3 separate regions of the Homo sapiens genome follow, and regions 1 and 3 are each linked to region 2. A link is a contact called in ENCODE Hi-C or POLR2A ChIA-PET data. All regions are on one chromosome and are shown on one strand. Each heading gives the region's core, a stretch centred on a gene start or an enhancer-like site at or near the end of the contact. The rest is flanking DNA. Distances are from core to core; before and after follow the strand shown.

Region 1 (3,894 bases), core at 132-2,631, 150 kb after region 2:
CACAGACTTAAGATTTTACCAGTATCACTTCCCCAGTAGCTTCAAGGATTTGCAAACCTGAAATCCACAATGTCAGGGCACCAGAAAAAGCAGAGAAACAGTATTGGGGAGTGGAAAAGCCCACCAGCCCTGCCTCAGACCACCTCCATCCACACTCAGCCCTTACTAACTATGAGATCTCAAGGCAAGTTATCCTCTCAGTACCTCAATTATGCCATCTGGAAAATGGGAATGTCAATGATAGCACTTGTAAGGTTCATGTGACAAGTAAGTAGCACATGTAATATGCTAGGTATAGCTCCCAACACAGAATAAAGACTTAGTCAACATTAACAGCTATCATTATTGTAAGTATTAAGAAATATGTTGGCTACTCATGCTATTCTTCCATGTTCTATACGGTATAAGCATGTGGGAATGTTAGAAGTTAGAGATGATAAAGAAGGAGGAGAAGGAGGTTTACAACCCTATACTCCCTCACTGCTGCAGAGATTCTTCCTGGCTCTCACACGCTGGCAAGCAGCTGGCTCTCCGTCTTGGCAGAAAATGCCCAAAAGAGGTAAAAGATAGAGACTGCACACCATCTGTGCAAACCAGGCTGCTCTTGTAGTTTTTAGACAAAATCTAAATGTAGTCAGATGTGACCTGCCCTTTTAAGATAGAATTATTCTATTTCCTCCCTCTACCCGTCCCCGTCCCCCACTCTGTCCCCCACATAAAACTCCCCCACATATCTCAAGAAACTTTCAGCATTTTGAAAGACATACTCTGGGGTCCTGTTGTGACAGCCTTGTGCCACATTAACTTCTCTGTCTTGTTCCCAGCAAAGAAGCCTTTGCTAATTTCACAACAGGAAAGCATGCAAGAAATTCGAGAACAAAACAAATCTACACGCAGAGCCCAGCATCTTCAAGCAAACACCCTGAGGTACAGACCCGAGGCTAGATGAGTCCGGACTGCAGATGAGGCAGCTGCCTCTTAAACTGCAAGGGGACTGAAAAAGTCATTTGCCTCTAAAAAAACCAACTCTGAATACAAATTGATAATGAATATTCATGAGCCCCTCCAGCTTGCTCTAGAGCCACCCTTGACTGCAACCCTGGACTCTGCTTCCTAAAAAGTTTCCCAAAGCTCTTTCTCTGCCTCCTCTCAGAAGGAAGAGGGTGGGAAAGTTCATTCAGGGCTTTTTGCCTCCAGCTTTCAAGTACTTGCTTTTTGGTCTGGGCTTTTATTTTTCCTTCTATTTTTTTTTTCTTAAGGATTCAGATCAAATCAATTTTGGTCTTACCCTTTGTATCTTCCATAAGTAGCAGCTTTTGTTTTCCTCCTCTTTCCTCGTCTTTCCCCCCCCCAGCCTCTGCTTGCTGTGGTCCGTCTCCGTGAGAGAGGTCCTCAAGGAAACAGAGATATAACAGACCCTTGGGCTCGTGGGAGGGGCTAAATTAGCCGGCCCCGTTTCGGAAGGAACCTCAAACCCTGTCTTTTTCATTGACTAGAAAGGACAGATTGACTGAGGAGTCCAGCAGCTCATTTTCCTAAAGTTACTCGAAGCCTTTTCCAGGTTGTAATTTTTTGCATCCTTGAAGCAATGTATATTCAAATCTCTCTCTCTTTCTCCCTTCTTCCCTCTCTCCCTTACTCCCTCCCTCTTCATCTCTCTCTCCCTCTCTTCGTTATAGAAATCCCTTTTTCTCCCTTGAAAAAGTCATCTCAGCTGCAAGCAAAAAAAGCTATTCCTTACTGCAATTATGAAGCTAGATAATAAGAAAGTTGTTACCTTGAAACCCGCTCGAAAAACTGAAAGTCAAGAACAGTTCTTCCCTCCCCATAAAGCCTCTGGTCCCATGACCAGCAATCCTTTCTCAAGGCTCATTAGAGCAAAGAGCAACAGGTGACCCAAGCGATGAGTTTCCTGCAGGAGACGCTGCGTTATTGGTTGGAAGGCTGGGTGGAACCACAGAGGAGCTGCTCAATGGGAACCGCTGCCTGGCTATGAATTGATGAAAGTCATCCACCATTTCCCAACTTTGACTTCCTACCTTTGAAGTCTAATGAGCATGAATTACCACATCCAGACCGTCAAGATTACCCCAATGTAGATGAGAGCCTGACCAAATTATTTTTAAACTGTGTAACAAAATTATTTTGAAATCAAAACAAGGGCTAATCCTTTGAAAGGAAGGTAAGTCCTCAAGTCCCAAGGCGACTTGGCAGCTTCTCCCTCCACAAGGCTGTTGCAAACCTTAGCATTTCAGGTCTGAAAGATACCTCAGACATTGAGTCTAAAAGAGGTTAGAGATGTGGAGAGGTTAAGCCACCTGCTCATGCTCACATACATGGTCTCTCTTATTTGCTACCATGTTCCCCAGCACCTAATACAGTTTCTCTCACAGCATGGGCTCTCAATAAATATTTGATGAATGGTTGAAAAAAATGAATGAATTGCAGCAAAGCAGAAATGTAGATCTGTTTTCCTGTTTCCTAGTTCTTGATTTTTCTACATTGCTTGTCTGGCATGTAAATTTGTATCTAAAGCCAGTTATACCATATAAATCATTAAATTTGTGAGCCCGAAGGACTGTTTTGACTCTATGTAGAAACTATATTCTCCAGCGAGCTTTCAGTCATACTTTAATAAGGACAAAGGATAACCTTTTAGTTTAGGCATCTCTGTTACTTTGCACGGTGCCACATGGTATATACTCAATACATTTTTTATACTTTAATAAATTTGGAGCTGTTTAACAATACTTTATTTCTGAAATGCTTTATAGTTATAGGATTTTGCATGTATGATAACAACTAATTACACTGAATGAAAGACTCAATGGATGTCTTCTCCCGAGTCAGTTTAGACTACATCTCTAATAATGAATATTGGTCTGATATTCATCCTGTTATGATAAAACTGGTTTTTGGTGATATGATGGGATTTTTTGTAAAAACCAACAATTGGTTTATGACTGCCTTTGTACTATTGTTTTGGAGAGAAATTTGAAAAGAGCATGTCCACAAAATAGTGTGCGAATTACAGAATGGAAACCAAAACATCAAAGCTAGAAAGAGAAAAGAATGATCAAAGGGAAGATCCAGAGTGGCTGAGGGGTAGGCAGGAGAAACAGACAAACAAGTACCTGAGCTTGTCAATGAGAGACACACTTTGGTGGGTGCTGTGGCAACGGTTCTCTACTTTATTACATTAGGATATTAGGTTCTTTTTTTTTTTTTTTTTTTGAGACAAGAGTTTTACTCTTGTCTCCCAGGCTGGAGTGCAATGGAGCCATCTCAGCTTACTGCACCCTCTGCCTCCCGGGTTCAAGTGATTCTCCTGCCTCTGCCTCCAAGTAGCTGGGATTACAGGCGCCCGCCACCTTGCCCAGCTAATTTGTGTATTTTTAGTAGAGATGGGGTTTCACCATGTTGGTCAGGCTGGTCTCGAACTCCTGACCTCAGGTGATCCGCCCGCCTCAGCCTCCCAAAGTGCTGGGATTACAGGCGTGAGCCACCATGCCTGGCCTATTTTACTACGTTCTTACATTCTTTTTTTTGAGACAGAGCCTCACTCTGTCATCCAGGCTGGAGTGCAGTGGCGTGATCTTGGCTCACTGCAACCTCTGCCTCCCAGGTTCAAGTGATTCTTGTGCCTCAGCCTCCCGCGTAACTGGGATTATAGATGCGCACCACTAAGCCTGGCTAATTTTTGTATTTTTAGTAGAGATTGGGTTTCACCATGTTGTCCAGGCTGGTCTCAAACTCCTGGCCTCAAGTGATCCGCTTGCCTTGGCCTCCCAAAGTGCTAGGATTACAGGTGTGAGCCACAGTGCCTAGCCACAGTTCTCTATTTTAAACAAAATTAAAATTCAAGGTCACTTCAGTCATGTTGTATCAGACGTT
Region 2 (4,120 bases), core at 748-3,247:
TCTCGCTGTGTTGCTCAGGCTGGTCTCAAACTCTTGGCCTCAAGCAATCCTCCTGCCTCAGCCTCTCAAAGCATTGGAATTATAGGCATGAGCCACTGCGCTTTGCCTAAACAAATTTCTAAATCAATTCTGCGGGCACAAGACTATGTGGATCCCTGAATCAGCACAGACTTCTTTTTGGCACAATTTTCAGTCACCTTGGTTACTTCTGTCACAGGCCATTTGGTTTCAGGAGTGCTAGCAAAATAAAACCACAGAAAAACCTCTAGCATGTGGAAATGGTTACACAATGCATATCTTAGTATATAGTAACATATCTTTAATTGTGATCCAATCAGAAAATTGGTTCCCTTTAATCTTCCCCTGGCTCTTGTTAGAAATATTTCTAAATGTATTAATGCACTTTCCTTCCTTAGCAGATCTGAATTCAGACCAAAATCCAATTTTATCTTTATCTCAGTTCATCTATTGTCACATAGTATGATGACACCTTTCTGAACTCTCTTATAGCAATGTTTCCTAAATGATGCCTTCCAGACTTAATTTGAATTAGGATGCTATGTCCAGAATTAAGGTCTCATTCACAGTTATGATGTAATTAAGGCAACAATAGCATTTTGTAAAAATAATCTATTAAATATATAGCACCAGCTACCCTTTATTGTTATTAGGATATGGAAGAAGTGGAATTTAACTTAACAATTCTTTACTTAGTTAAGAGGAATATAGCAGTATTTCACAGTGTTCTACAAAAAACATTATGACTTCCATGTATTGCATTAACTGGCAAGTTTAAAAATTAACTTAACTGTTATCTTGTTTTCCAAAATCAAAACTTAGGAACAAACGGCGTGACAAAAGATTTTCTGATCTGTGAATTTATTTAAGTCTTCGAAAGGCAACAAAACTAAATCACCCACTGCTCTGAGGACCAGTTCCCAAGTCATCATGTCCTGCTCCTGTAGATCAAGAAAGATTTGGGCCCACTTCTCTATCTTGGGACTTCTGGTACATGAAAACTAATGTGGAAACAGGTTACAAAAACTATCATATTATATTTTGAAAATTTACATCTAACACACACCATGCAACGTAGTTTTGCTACTCAAAGGTGAATTACAAGATTTATAAAAATGTATTAATTCTTAGAGCAACCACTGGCCAGGAGGCCCAGAAGCTCTAAACAAGTACTGTAATGTTTTTTATTCAAACCTGAAGATGTATCTCTGTGTCTATACTTATAGCCTCAATTAGAGAGAAAGTCAACCAGGAGGCCCTTTCTGAAAGTGAAGCCAAAAAACTCTCACATCACTTCCCCATCTAAGCCGCAGTGACCACTCTCCAACATTGACCACTCTCCAACATAACCCCTCAACTATAGCTGGATGGAGTTCTTGTTTATTCTCCCTGGCATCTCCAACCTTTAATTTTTACAACTTCCCCGCAAATGGATAGCATTCCGTGTTTCTAAGGCTGATTCAAACTCCACGTCTTTCAGGAAGTTTTTTCTAACTCTGTCTCTTGATCTCCAACAGCATTTGTAGTTCATAATGCGAATTTTTGTTCATTACATTCTACCTTCCAAGTTCATCTTCCTGCTTATCCTAATGTGAAGATCAGGACTAAGGCAAGGTGTTCAGCACACACAGTAGGCACTGAATTAATAATATGCCGACCCGTATTTCTTGCAAATCAAACACTGCTCTCGAGTGATTTTCAATTCTACTCATTCCCAAATTGGCTAACAAACCGGTCGGCCAGGCCCCCGAACTACAAGTCCCAGCGGCCTGCGCGGCCCCGGCTCCGGTTATCCCAGCCCAGCTAGTTCTGCCCATGCAGCAGAGCTCCACAAAAGTGCGGGAATGTCTGACAGGGAAGAATCAGAGAAACCTTCACCAGCAGCCCGACATTCACCTGGACGGACAGTGCACTTTTCTTACGTCTGGGCAGGGAAGGCAGGGCGCACCATCTACCGCAGGCTAGGATGATCACCAACCGCCCCACCGCACCCTGCGCCAGCCCTACGGCGCCCGCGGGCTGCAAGTAGCGGCGACCCAGGAGCATGCGCGCTGCCGCCCCTGGCCTGCCAGGACCCAGAGGGAGCGGAGCACGCGCCTTTGGGAATCTTCGGTGCGCCAAGTCTGTTCGCCGCCGGGGTCTATCACCCCCGCCCCTCGCCTCTGCCCGTGAGCGTGTGAGTTGTAGCGTACCCTGGGGTCTGTTCTGGAGGAGGCCTGAGAGCGGGGTTGCCTGGGGCGTGGGTCTCTCATCCCTCTCGTCCTGGTGAAGAAGAAGAGTATACCCAGCGGGTGAGTACCGGCCGCGAGCTCCCGGCTGAGCGGGCGTCCCCGGGGAGGACGCTGCGGGGCGCCGTTGTGGCAAGAGCGGTCGCCCGCGCAGGGCGTGGAGGCGCGAGGCCGGGGGACGCCAGCCGGCAAGTTGCACGGGTTGCAGCGCCCCGGGACCTACTTTCTCTTTGCCGTCGTCCCTGCCTTGCTAGGAAAAGAGGGGAGCTTTGACTTCAGGTGATTTCCTTTGTGGCTTACAAAAGAGCCCCCTAAATATGCAAGCGGTTCCTTTTATTTCCAGAGCTTGCTGTTAGCGTACTAATGTACTATGTTTAAAGTCTTAAATAGGGCATGCCAGACACGCTCACCCATGTGTCGTCATTCATCGCTTAATAAACAGAGTACGGCTCTCATTGTTTTTCTTTTTCCCATTGCCTCGCTCCGAGTTAAAATAACGAGATAAACTAAACGTGATGCGGTTGGGAACTTGTTCAGGGAAACCGGCTGGGGCGAACTTCGGAAACTTGCTAGTGTAGAGAGCCGCACGGTGGTGGTTTGTATGCTTTCACTCATTCAGGCTTTCCACAGTGTTTAACTGCGTTCTGTGTCAGGCATTATGCCCCAACAGTCGTCTTGTGTAAGACTTCCATGCATTTTTAAGCTTTGCTTTTATTTTCTAAATGTACATGTTAATAGAGAATAAACATTATTGACCTCTTTATTCTGATATTAATTGCCTAAGTTTCGTAGGATTGTCTTTATTTTTTAATAGTATGGTGACCAAAAGTAATACTAGTGTTTAACCTTAGTAAGCAAAATAGAGTCCCAGTGTCTCTGACAGCTTGGCACAGTTTCATTTGAGACCGTAAATCCCACCCTGTCTATAGTCTCTGTCATACTTGGTAACAACCCAGATAATTTATCCCTTCTCGCAGCCTCATTCCCACACCTTCTCCATCTGCTGATCGTCTCACTATCTGCCTTCTTCTGGAAACTGTAAACTCTTTTTCTAGACTCCTCATATGTAAACCCCTCTATATCTTTTTTTAAATTTATATATATATATATTTTATCATACTTTAAGTTCCAGGGTACATGCGCACAACGTGCAGGTTTGTTACATATGTATACATGTGCCATGTTGGTGTGCTGCACCCATTAACTCGTCATTTACATTAGGTATATCTCCTAATGCTATCCCTCCCCCTCCCCCCATTCCACAACAGGCCCTGGTGTGTGATGTTCCCCTTCCTGTGTCCAGGTGTTCTCATTGTTCAATTCTCATATGAAATACTATGCAGCCATAAAAAATGATGAGTTCATGTCATTTGTAGGGACATGGATGAAGCTGGAAACCATCATTCTCAGCAAAGTATCGCAAGGACAAAAAACCAAACACCACATGTTCTCACCCCTCTATGTCTTTATATCTTCTTGTTCACAAAACATTCCTCCTTGTGATATTGGGTACCTGGCTGTCTCCTGAAGACACTGCTTTCCCAGCAATTCACCACAGCGAAAGCCATGCCTGCTGGAGACACTGCTTTCCCAGCAATTCACCACAGCGAAAGCCGTGCCTGCCCGCGCCCCCCGCCCCCCAGAGGTGGTATCTGTATTCGCCATCTCCTCATGGCCATTGCTAGGCCATTCCATCCCACCCCAGGACCCAGAGCTGGTATCTGTATTCGCCATCTCCTCATGGCCATTGCTACGCCATTCCATTCCACCCTTGTAAAACTTACCAGAAACCCTTCTCTAATGAGCCCTTTTCCCTCTCCTCACTGTTATTTACCAGCTGCCTGGTCACTCATGTTCATTAAGGAATTTAGTAC
Region 3 (3,706 bases), core at 187-2,686, 220 kb before region 2:
TCAATGCACACAGTGGGTGTTCATTGTGGTTACTGTCTTTTGTCCTTCCATAAAACCAGATATAAAACGTTTTATTTGGTAATTATACTTATTTTCACGCAACAAACAGGAAACATTTGGTTGTGTAACATACCTACATTTTATTCTCCCCTTTTGTTGGCAATTTTCTGTATCTAGGGATGATCTAATTTACAGTTTCTATGGCAAAAATCAACATCGTTTACTATGCTTACCTTCCCCAGGAAATCCCAACACCCTCAAAGTGTTAACAGAACGCAATGTCTCTTTATAAATTTCAGAAAAGACAATTTTGCTGAAAGATAGTGAATGCATTTCTATAAATTTGCAGTTAAACTCAAAAAATGTTAGGAAATTTCACTGAATCAATTTAAATGTTTTAAATTAAACCTGAGGATATCAACCTTAGAGTACACTCAAATCAGACCCCTTGCTGCAGAAAAAGCAATTCAACAATTACCAGTAACTAGATCTAACATGCACACTTTCAAGTTAATAGAATTCCTATCCTGACAGTTTGGTGTCTTCATGTTTTATCACTGCGACAACTGTACAAATTCCAACATTCTTATGAATTCCTTGAACATTGACTTATTTTATTTTTCTAGGGTTTTTTAGACGTTTGACAACATACTCAACAATGTTTGCACTAAAACAGCTCACATACACTACTTGCTCTCAAATTTAAACCTAAAAAGAAAACTGAGTCTTAACTGTTGTATTCTGAACTTTAAAGCTACATCTGTTTGATCGGTCCACTTAAGAGTTAAAACATTTTTCCTTATATACATTTCGCTCTATGTACTTTTCAATTACCACAGCCACCTAGGAAGAGACTGTCTACTTGACAAAGAGGACACCATGTAACGAATAGAGTCAAAATGAACCCTACATGTGAGAAAGCCAGTTACAAAGAAATCCAACTGCCACTGGGTGTGGTTAGGGTCTGCGGGGAAGAGCACCTTTGGCCAACTCTGGAGAAGAGCGAGCGCGTCAGGGAGCAGGGCATCTCTGCAAGAAATGGCCCCCAATGACCATACGCTGGGCCAGCAATAGGGACGCCGTCGAGTCGGGCCTGCGAACCTATAGCTCGAGGGGTGCGGTCTGCGGGGCGCCCTTGCTGTCTCCACCAACCACGAAACCCGCCGAGTGAGTGCTTCGAGCGCCGCGCGCCCAGCTTCGCCCCAAACACCGCGCCCGATCCGCCCCTTCCTCCGGGGTTCGGCTGCCCCGCGGGGAGCGCGGAGGCACACCGTCTCCTACTCCCACCCAGCTCCTAGAATGTAGGAGAGTGTAGAGTTCAAAAAGCCCGGAAGTAAAACAACCCCAGGTTAAGAAAGTAAGGGTAAGCTCTAGCAGTCGGCAAAAGCGCTCGGCAAAAAAACCCCGACTTCTCCAGAAAAACTTTGCGGCAAGTTAAGCGGAAGCGCTGAATGGCCGGGACTATTTAACTCGCGCTTCCTCTCACAAGAGGCGGATCCCTGGACCTGTTTGGGGGACCCTGACGGTCCACAAACTCGCCGTTTGCCTGCTGGGTGGCCCTCTAGAAGTTCTGACATCCTAAAAGGTCTGGGCAGTCCCGCTGACGGGGAATACCTGTCGTAGTACCCATTGCCTGCGAGTCCCTGATGGCGGCCATTACACTTCCATCCGGGTATTGCCGAAAAGCTGATCGCAGCGCTACCGGGAGCGCACGCTGCGGCGGAGGGATCTGCGCTTTACCTGAGACAAGCGGAAGAGAACGGAGGCCGGCAGGGTCCGCGCTCGGTCTGACGAGACTAGGCCATGGAGCTGGGTTCGCCGCTGACCTCTCCATCTAGCGCGCGGCCCCGGCGCCCACCAGTCCAGTGACCCACTACTACCTCTTTGCTCACCAGCAGCTGCTGATCTTACTGCCGGTGAAATGGCAGACAAACGTCTACTCTGTGCTCTTCAGAGTAGACACCAGGAGCAGGAACTGTATGCACTTCCCAAGCCCTTGCTGACTGGGAATGGTCTCCACCCTGAGATTTTAACCAGTTCCGGTTTAGCAAATGGCGCCTCCCCACCTCTGGCTTCTGGCACGCAGGTTTTAGCAACCATTGTAGCCCACGTCAACGAAAGAAGCTGCCGCCAGTAGTTCTAGAAGACATACTGAACTCCAAACCTGTATATATTGAATAATTGATCAAAAACTATCTTCACAATGAGGGAGGCTCACATCTCCCTCAAACGAATACTTCCTCTACCTGACAACAGGGCTGGACAGTTAATATGGTTGGCTTTACCCCAAAGGCCAGTGTGGCTCCTCTTCTGTTCTTTATAAATCCAACCTACTAATTGATACCTCACTTTCTACATAATTCTACATAAATTATCTTCCTTTTAAAATGTGGGGAGGGAATAAGTGGCGGCAAACGTTTAAGCAACAACAAAAAACCTTGGCGCAGAAGGATATACCAATAAATTGAAAGTGAAACTATGATCAGATTTTTCATTTTTTAATGTTCCGTGTTTTCTTAAGTAGCATGTATGACATTTATAATTTTTAAAAATTTTTTAAAATATGTGTATGATACATATTTTTCATTGTCTTAGGGCAGGCTTTTGAAAATGTCAGCCTGTAGCCAAATGCAAGATTTTCTCCATCCTTTAATAAAAAGCACACTGAGAAATCCTCACTTTGTCTTTAGGAAGCCTTCTTTATTATTGTGTTTACTGGGCTACACAATTCCACCTAGAAAAGGCGAATGAGCGGAAATTCACATTAGTCATATTTATGCTTGTGTAAAACACACAAGGAGAAATCTTCTGTAAATACCAAAGGGGATGCCATTATGGAATGAAGAACATGTTTACAAAGTGGATTTTATTCCGCATCGTACATCACCCATCTCTCTTCAGGTCCTCATTTCTGTGCAAGCCAGACATGCACACACATCACAGCAGAAAGAGAGAGAACGAGATTTTTCTTTTAATAACAAAAAACGATGTTAGTTTGGAAAAATGGACAGAGTTTTTTGTTCTGTGTTTTGATGTAGTTTTTGTTTTTTCGATTAAGATATTGCATCCCCCCCCACAGTATTCACATTATAACTTTATTTTTACTTCTACATATACATTCACCTACAAAACCTTGCAAACCTGCATTTATGTTATAGAAGAATTGGAGAAAGTTAAAATAAATTAAAATATTAGTCAGACTTACCTTATCTCTTCCCCTTTCTCTTCCACCATTCATATCACCTCTTCCACCATTCATATCACCTTTTTTTTCTTGCTAACCTCTATGTTCAAAACCTGAAAGGTTTCTCTTGATCTCCTTTCAGGTTTTGAACATATTGGTTAGCAAGAAAAAAAAAAGTGGAAGTGGGGTGGTGAGGGAGGAGAGGAGAGAGGAGAGTGAATCAAGAAGGAAGGGAAGATGATTAAAAGGGAGAAAAAGATACAAAGGGGAGAAGGCTAAATCATAGCTTAGGAAAGGATTCTGGAATACTTTTTTACTTGAGAAGGATAGTTATGGGGATAGGACATCTAGATTAATGCTTTAAATAGTTGATCCCTCTGAAGACCTTACTACTGCTTACTAGCTGACAGCATTTAACCTCTGAGCTTCTCAGAGCTGTGCAACATATAACTAACACGTTATATATTGTTTGATAGACTGAAGAGAGTACTCAACGCCATTGCACCAAGAGTGTAATGGAAA

What was found. Hi-C counts contacts between places; a loop is a spot of excess contacts on that map. ChIA-PET counts read pairs that join two places held with the same protein, here RNA polymerase II (POLR2A). Pooled maps may share reads with other maps.
Region 1: a pooled map shows a loop between it and region 2 (3-fold over the local background). The contact joins the promoter of ENTPD1 here to the promoter of CC2D2B in region 2. A Hi-C loop is called at or near these places in 1 of 168 maps with a recorded cell type or tissue (endothelial cell of umbilical vein), 1 of 37 single-sample maps with no recorded cell type and 3 of 50 pooled maps. POLR2A ChIA-PET finds 5 or more read pairs at or near these places in 1 of 52 experiments (GM12878).
Region 3: a loop to region 2 is called in a map of sigmoid colon, with 7 times the contacts of the local background. The contact joins the promoter of ZNF518A here to the promoter of CC2D2B in region 2. A Hi-C loop is called at or near these places in 10 of 168 maps with a recorded cell type or tissue (CD4-positive, alpha-beta T cell, CD4-positive, alpha-beta memory T cell, CD8-positive, alpha-beta T cell and 6 more), 10 of 37 single-sample maps with no recorded cell type and 30 of 50 pooled maps. POLR2A ChIA-PET finds 5 or more read pairs at or near these places in 15 of 52 experiments (A549, CD4-positive, alpha-beta T cell, CD4-positive, alpha-beta memory T cell and 10 more).

Annotation. Positions count from the first base shown.
Region 1 is chr10:95,753,650-95,757,543 of GRCh38, reverse strand. It overlaps ENTPD1 (ectonucleoside triphosphate diphosphohydrolase 1), which reads right to left and starts at 1,381. Exons shown (of 10, transcript NM_001776.6): 1 at 1,289-1,381. The coding sequence starts at 1,304. ENTPD1-AS1 (ENTPD1 antisense RNA 1) reads left to right here. Exons shown (of 6, transcript NR_038444.1): 6 at 830-3,894. RefSeq lists a silencer at 131-190 and an enhancer at 1,521-1,820.
Region 2 is chr10:95,905,852-95,909,971 of GRCh38, reverse strand. It overlaps CC2D2B (coiled-coil and C2 domain containing 2B), which reads right to left and starts at 1,997. Exons shown (of 35, transcript NM_001349008.3): 1 at 1,915-1,997. All of the region lies in intron 2 of ENTPD1-AS1 (ENTPD1 antisense RNA 1), which reads left to right. RefSeq lists enhancers at 1,681-1,740, 1,781-1,970.
Region 3 is chr10:96,128,027-96,131,732 of GRCh38, reverse strand. ZNF518A (zinc finger protein 518A) reads right to left here and starts at 1,436. Exons shown (of 6, transcript NM_001330736.2): 1 at 981-1,436. LOC124902486 (a long non-coding RNA gene) reads left to right here. Exons shown (of 2, transcript XR_007062254.1): 2 at 1-2,678. RefSeq lists enhancers at 672-1,575, 1,384-2,023, 1,576-2,480.